Regions from separate parts of the Homo sapiens genome. Here regions 1 and 3 are each linked to region 2. The links are chromatin loops, found by intact Hi-C in ENCODE. Cell type or tissue: psoas muscle. All regions are shown on one strand. Region 1 overlaps SSBP2 (single stranded DNA binding protein 2). Region 2 overlaps SSBP2 (single stranded DNA binding protein 2). Region 3 overlaps ATG10 (autophagy related 10).

Evidence for each region. A loop is a pair of places that touch in the nucleus more often than their neighbours do. Peaks named below come from ENCODE experiments on the same cell type or tissue, not always from the same donor. Only the 100,000 strongest peaks of a DNase experiment are listed, where the experiment ranks them.
Region 1: it touches region 2 in a loop (7-fold over the local background); 2 of 110 quality-filtered maps call a loop at or near these places.
Region 3: a loop joins it to region 2, with 2.7 times the contacts of the local background. A loop is called at or near these places in 16 of 110 quality-filtered maps.

The regions. Positions count from the first base shown.
Region 1 is chr5:81,478,044-81,480,543 of GRCh38, reverse strand. The region is part of intron 6 of SSBP2 (single stranded DNA binding protein 2); the gene reads left to right. Among named protein-coding and RNA genes, the nearest start is that of ACOT12, 85 kb to the right of the region's middle. In psoas muscle, no CTCF peak of the experiment used is centred here; no DNase peak of the experiment used is centred here.
Region 2 is chr5:81,424,163-81,426,662 of GRCh38, reverse strand. All of the region lies in intron 16 of SSBP2 (single stranded DNA binding protein 2), which reads left to right. Among named protein-coding and RNA genes, the nearest start is that of ACOT12, 31 kb to the right of the region's middle. In psoas muscle, a CTCF peak has its summit at 996 (motif pointing left); no DNase peak of the experiment used is centred here; H3K27ac peaks cover 1,113 bases.
Region 3 is chr5:81,984,013-81,986,512 of GRCh38, reverse strand. All of the region lies in intron 1 of ATG10 (autophagy related 10), which reads right to left. Among named protein-coding and RNA genes, the nearest start is that of ATG10, 13 kb to the right of the region's middle. In psoas muscle, no CTCF peak of the experiment used is centred here; no DNase peak of the experiment used is centred here.

The DNA of each region.
Region 1 (2,500 bases), 54 kb before region 2:
TGATCAGTCAGCAACCATCAAGACTTCTACAAGCCAAAAGATTACAGCTAACTGAAGCCTCAGATGATTATTAGCATTTTTTACCAACAAAATATTTTTAAATTCAGGTATATACATTGTGTTTTTAGACATAATGCTATTGCACACCTAATAGACTACGGTATGGTGTAAACAAAACATATATTCACGGGAAACCAAAAAATTCATATGACTCACTTAATGTGATATTCACTTTTATTGCATGGTCTTGAGCTAAACCAGCAATATCTCTGAGGTGTGCCTGTACATCAGTTCATAAGTGCATAGCGAGTCTTGCCATTGAAGTTATGATGCATTCTTTGTGAACTAAATAATTCTTTTATGAAGCAGGCAGTTCCCCCATTTAATTATTTGTTTTAATAAATTTTTATACTATTTCATTTATTTTAAATCCCTAGGATTTAAGGCACATCTTTCAGAACTTTTGGAATATGTTAATCCAATCTTGAGCCCTGACACTGCTACTTGTGAATAGTATAACTATGGAAGACAGAAAATGGTGAAATTAGTGAAAATTAGTGAATACCTGGGGCTGGTGAAGGGTGCTGGTCATGGGGAATGGGAAATGACTGTAGGTGGGCAATGTTCTAACATTAGAAAATGGGCAAATTTTGTGGTACTTAAATCATGCATCAATAAAACCTTTTTAAAAATAGCATAACCATGGACAAATTAACAAATTAGTTACATATTAAACCTCAGTTTTTTATCATTAAAAAGGATGAATAATAATAACTTTATAAGATTGTTTAAACATTGAAAGAAATACTAAGGACTTAGCACAATTCCTGGCGCAAATGCACTGGCTCACAAGTGTGTGTTACCATGGATATTTTGTTTGTTTTTATTAAGTACCCTCCTCATTAGTGTTATTTTTTTCTGCCAGTGTGTAGATCTTTTGTAAAACAAAGCGGCCGGGCACAGTGGCTCACACCTATAATCCGAGCAGTTTGGGGGAGCTGAGGTGGGTGGATCACTTGAGGTCAGGAGTTCAAGACCAGCCTGGTCCAAAATGGTGAAACCCTATCTCTACTAAAAATACACAAATTAGCCAGGCGAGGTAGTGGACGCCTGTGATCCCAGCTACTAAGGAGGCTGAGGCAGGAGAATCACTTGAACCTGGAAGGTGTAGGTTGCAGTAAGTGAAGATCACACCACTGCACTCCAGCCTGGGTGACAGAGCGAGACACCGTCTCAAAAAAAACAAAAAAAAGAACAATGCATGCCAAAATTTGTGACTAGTTAAATGAATCCGGGTGGAATACCTTTAACATGTTATAAATATAGAAATAATATGTCACAGATGTATACATTTTTCTGATATTAAAGGTTTAAAGAATGCAGTGATTACATCACTGTTGATGCGCAAAGCTACTATCTGGTCATCCCAAGGCTGATAAAAATGTTTTAAAAGTTAGAGACTTGACTTATTCTAAAAGACAAACAGTGATGAGTAAAAAGTTAAATTTAGATAAAAACACTCATTTTGAAAACCAATTTGATGTTGGTTAAGACTTCTGTAAGATTATGCCATATTTTTAAGTGATGAACAGAAACAAGAAAGGCTTGTCAGTTGTTCTGATATTCAAAGATATACTAGAAACAGTAAAGTTTTGAAGAAAATGGTTGCCACCAGTGATAAAACATCATTGTCTATAATGAGACAGAAGTTAAGTGTCAAAGTTCAGAGTGTATAACTCTAACCATTTGGAGACTTAAAAAAAGCAAGAATCTGGCCAGGCATGGTGGTTTACACCTATAATCCCAGCGCTTTGGGAAGCCAAGGCAGGAGGATCACTTGAGGCTAGGAGTTCAAGACCTGCCTGAGCAACATAGTGATACCCTATCTGTATAAAAAAATAAAAATAGGCCGGGTGTGGTGGCTCACGCCTGTAATCCCAACACTTTGGGAGGCTGAGACGGGCCGATGATGAGGTCAGGAGTTCAAGACCAGCCTGGCCAACATGGTGAAACCCCGACTACTAAAAATACAAAAATTAGCTGGGCACGGTGGTGGGTGCCCATAATCCCAGCTACTTGGGAGGCTGAGGGAGGAGAATCTCTTGAATCTGGCAGGTGGAAGTTGCAGTGAGGTGAGATTGCACCACTGCACTCCAGCCTGGGTGATAGAGTAAGACTCTGTATCAGAAAAAAAATAAATAAATAAAAATAAAAAATTAGGCAGGTGTGGGGGCATGCATCTGTAGCCCCAGCTGCTCGGGAGGCTGCAGCAGAGGATAGCTTGAGTCCAGGAATTTGTGGCTGCAGTGATCTATGATCACACCACTGCACTGCAGCCTGGGCAGCTGAGGGAGACCTTTTCTCTAAAAAATAAAAAAAAGTTAATTTTTTTAGAAAGTAAGAACTTTAAGTTCACAATTGAATATAATATCAATTAGTCATACATTTTTAGTCCTCCTCCTACATCATTTATTTATAACTTTTGACAGTGTTGGCTACT
Region 2 (2,500 bases):
ATAAGCCCCAGCTTCTCCCTTCAATCCCTAATGGACTATGCACATGGCAAACAACAGATTCTTCTGTGAATATGTGCATTTAGAAACGAGAGCAGCTGGAACAAGGCTTCTTCCACCCCTAACTTCTGGCTCACCCTCCCTGCCCCTGAACTTAAGCGGGTTCAATGCTAGACTGCCAGCAGAGTTAACAGCAAACAGAAGTTCCCTGCTTTCTCTTCCCTCCTTGTCTCCTGTCCCCACCAGAAATGTTGTAAAAGGAAAAATAATTTGATGGTGGACTGAGAAACTGCACCACCACCCTGGAGGGTAGTACAGCCTTGGAAGCAGGTACACACTGGCTTCTCCATTCTTCTGTCTCCTGAGAAGAAGGGACTTGTTATGAATGATATCATTGTTATGTGTGGCTTTCTTTGTCATATTACTATACATTTTTGTTTAGATCTTTTTATAAAATCAAGCAATAAGAGGAGAGAGGAAGAAAGACAAAAGAGATTTGGTGCTGACAAATGTAAGGCTTTGAAGAAGTAAATAAGCTAGTTATCCCCAATAAGTTAGCTTTGCTATAATCAAGGAAAAGCAGAACTCTTAATGAATTCAAAAAGAAAACATTGTTCAATAAATGAACATGCAAGTTCTAGTGTTTAATACACATAACTCTGAAAGCACATATTTTTGAGCAGTCTGCCTTTTAAGGATCTGTCAGGTTTTATCTTGAAGTTAAATCACAGAAGGAGGCCTGGGAAGGGAGCAAGTATCTATTGAGTACTCTTTATGTACTAGATACTATCCTAGTCTCTTCACACTCACACATGCTGCTTCATTCAATTAATATAGAAACAAAAATGCCCAGCCCAAAGTCATAAACCTTGCGGTGCCAACATGCTTGACAAAACAAAATGCGAATCAAAAAATGTTTCACTGCTGAGGTTTTTTTTTTTTAAGATCACAACCAAGACCCTTTATTTCAAGAAACAAAGATGCCCCCTAGTGTTCAAACTGTAAAATGTTTGTTTTGGAAAGTATAGACTACAAAAAGCCTTAGTTCAAAAAAAATAGTTTTTCATGCTTCTCAAGTGAAGAAAGTAGCTGGTCTGGTCTTATTTCCTGAATTAATTTAGCAAAATATTTTCCCATGGCACTGAAATATAATCAATTGAGTAAACATGATATTAAAATAATGGCATCAAATAGGAATTACAAACAAGATGGTAGATTATCTCTCATTCCCTTACCCCCTTTGTCATTTTCTGCTATTGTAAAGAAATCACATCAGCCCCAATTTTTTAATGTAATCATAAATACTAAATTTATTTCAATTTATGTCACTTTTGTTTAGCTCAGGGTAGAGGAACTGTTCTTTATTTCTCTCTAAGAAAATAAAGTATCATACAGACACTTAAACAGAAATATAGTGAGAATTAAAGTGTTCTTGACATGTATAAACAGAAATTTATACACATTGTTCAAAGACTTCATGGAAATCTCTGGATTTTATGGTACATGAACTGGGCATAATAAGGAAAAAATCACAAGTTCATAGCAAGGCGTGCTATCTCATTTCACATTAAAAGATAAAATAAGTTGGTATACATTTAAAATAATATCTTTAAGGGTTACATTTTTAACTGAACCAAACTGTAATGCTGTTGACTGCTTTGTAAGAGCTGTTTTATCATCTGGTTAGGGAGAGCCAGACTCAGAATAGTTTTGAAACAGGGCAACCTGATATCACAGCATTTTGGCATAAACATTACAATATGTCATCACATATTGATGCAGCAGTACAATAGAAACATTGAAGTGTGGTCTCAGTACAGTACACCATGAATATTTTATGTCTCTAAATATGATACTCCATTTAACACCTACTCTTCCTTTACTTCTGGAAAATTGTAAGCCACTTCTCTACTACTTTGAAGAATAGTAATCTATAGCAAAATTCCTTTTTGCTTGCCCATTCTGTGAGTTTTCCTAGAAATTTTGTTATTTCCCCTTATTTCATTTTTTGAAGTAGTTTCAGTAATGGTGGCCAAACATGAGCATTTTACAGCCTCAGGAGTGTAAATAGCACGTTGCATATGTAGACACCCAGGCATAAATACAAACTATTTTACTGTACTAAATATATTTAGCATACCATCTTACAGTTATTTGTACTACTCAAAAATTAAACTTTATTAGATGGTTGCTCCTTTTTCTTTTCTTTCTTTTTATTTATTTATTTATTTATGTATTTTTGAGACTAGAGTCTCATTCTGTTTCCCAGGCTGGAATGCAATGGTGCGATCTTGGCTCACTGCAACCTCCGCCTCCTGGGTTCAAGCAGTTCTCCCAACTCAGCCTCCTGAGTAGCTGGGATTACAGGCGTGTGCCACCATGCCTGGCTAATTTTTGTATTTTTAGTAGAAACGGGGTTTCACCATGTTGGTCAGGCTGGTCTCGAACTCCTGACCTCAGGATCCACCCACCTCGGCCTCCCAAAGTGCTGAGATTACAGGCG
Region 3 (2,500 bases), 560 kb before region 2:
TAAGTAGCAGGCACTGTGCATAAGTAAAGGTTAGGTATACAAAAATGAAAAAATATATAGTCCTTGCCTTGTAAGAGCTCATATTCTAACAAAGGGAGATAAAAAACACAAATAATTACAGTAGAAACTCTCTTATCCAACCTCCATCTAACCAACTTGCCAGATTAATCGACACTGACTCATGTCTACAGCATGCTGATCACGAAGCGCCTCTGCTCCCATCAGTTAACTGTGTGTTCACAAACCTTATTCTCCTATCATAAATATATACTGTAATTAAACGTTAAACAAACCAAACATCAAAGTAAAAAAGAGGGCTGGGCGCGGTGGCTCACCCAGCACTTTGGGAGGCTGAGGCGGGCGGATTACGAGGTCAGGAGATCCAGACCATCCTGGCTAACACGGTGAAACCCCATCTCTACTAAAAATACAAAAAATTAGGCAGGCGTGGCCAGGCGCGGTGGCTCACGCCTGTAATCCCAGCACTTTGGGGAGGCCGAGGCAGGCGGATCACAAGGTCAGGAGATGGAGACCAACCTGGCTAACACAGTGAAACCCCGTCGCTACTAAAAAATACAAAAAATTAGCCAGGCGTGGTGGCGGGCGCCTGTAGTCCCAGCTACTCGAGAGGCTGAGGCAGGAGAATGGCGGGAACCCGGGAGGCGGAGCTTGCAGTGAGCCGAGATCGCGCCACTGCACTACAGCCTGGGCGACAGAGCGACACTCCGTCTCAGAAAAAAAGTAAAAAAGACAACTGTTATTTCTATAAGCAAATGCCTTGGAAAGACTCGATAAAAGTCAGTCTCTCTAAGAAAAATAAACTGCTGTTGAACTAGGTATGGACAATACAACTGAAAAGATTGGTGAGGGACAGGGGAGAGAAAAGATTCCAAGCTTTCTGCCTTTAGGTGGTGGTGCATTGAGTAAGACAGAGGTCTCTGGAGGAAGAGCAGGTTTGGGAAGAGAGTTGGGTTTAATTTGGCCATATTGAGTTTGAATTTCAAATGCCCGTGGAATGTCCAAGTAAAGGGGTCTAGCAGGCATTTTGAGGTGTGCCTTGAACTCAGAAGGAAAGAGAAATCCGGGCTGGCAATACCGATTCTATATCAACGTTACATAGATGGTAACAGAACCCATTTCATCAATCAGAGAGAATGCAAAACTAGACTAGCAAGAGAAGACTAATATGGTGTAGCCAGAGGAAATTTTTCCAACTGTATGATGATCCTGACATATACTGAAAGATACCAAATCAAAGAAAAATTAACTTTCATTCATAAAGAACACTAATATACTTAGTAATATTTTTAAAACTCCAACAAACTCTTACTTAGTAACAAAACTGAACAAAGTAGCCTAAGCCCTCCAGTTACTTGAGATTTACTTAACTATTGAAAATACTTAAACATAAAATTTCATTCAATAGCCATAGTTTATCTAATTAACAGCACTGTGCTACAAGCAAGATGACTGAACATCAAAACACTAATTGATATTTGGTTGAATACTTTTAAAATTATCTAAGGACTAGGCTTTGCTGAAGGATGCTACATACAATAATACAAACACTTATGGCTTGATTACAAAATTAGGAAGTATGGTATATTAAAAATATATCCATCTCAACTGGATTCATCATAATGTACCATAATGAAATATCATGGAATAATTATTGTTTTTTTGATCAAGCAAGAATATTTCAACTCAAAAATGTAAATATAATTCAATCAACATTTTTATACATAGTTTTCAAGTTGTAATACTTTCTGGTCCTCTACCAAATTCATAAACTAGTAGAGGCAGAAATCTGAATCTCAGAACTTCCTATGAGATGGATGAAAATATGGCTAAAAATGGAAATAACCACAACTGTGGCTTATTGAGCAATAATGGCAAGAATAATCCTTATTTTGCAAATGAAAAATCTTAGATATGTGAACTGCCTATTCTTCCAGACTTAAGCTATCTTAAACTAAATTCAGACTACAGGTGACAACAGTCACTCAAGTGAACTCTCAGTAAAAAGATGAATTTCAATTCTCATCTGATCCTAAACAATGAATCTCTCGCCCTCTCCCTCTCCCTCTCCCTCTCCCCACGGTCTCCCTCTGATGCTGAGCCGAAGCTGGACTGTACTGCTGCCATCTCAGCTCACTGCAACCTCCCTGCCTGATTCTCCTGCCTCAGCCTGCGGAGTGCCTGCGATTGCAGGCGCGCGCCGCCAGGCCTGACTGGTTTTCGTATTTTTTTGGTGGAGACGGGGTTTCGCTGTGTTGGCCGGGCTGGTCTCCAGCTCCTAACCGCGAGTGATCCGCCAGCCTCGGCCTCCCGAGGTGCCGGGATTGCAGACGGAGTCTGGTTCATTCAGTGCTCAATGGTGCCCAGGCTGGAGTGCAGTGGCGTGATCTCGGCTCGCTGCAGCCTCCACCTCCCAGCCGCCTGCCTTGGCCTCCCAAAGTGCCGAGATTGCAGCCTCTGCCTGGCTGCCACCCCGTCTGGA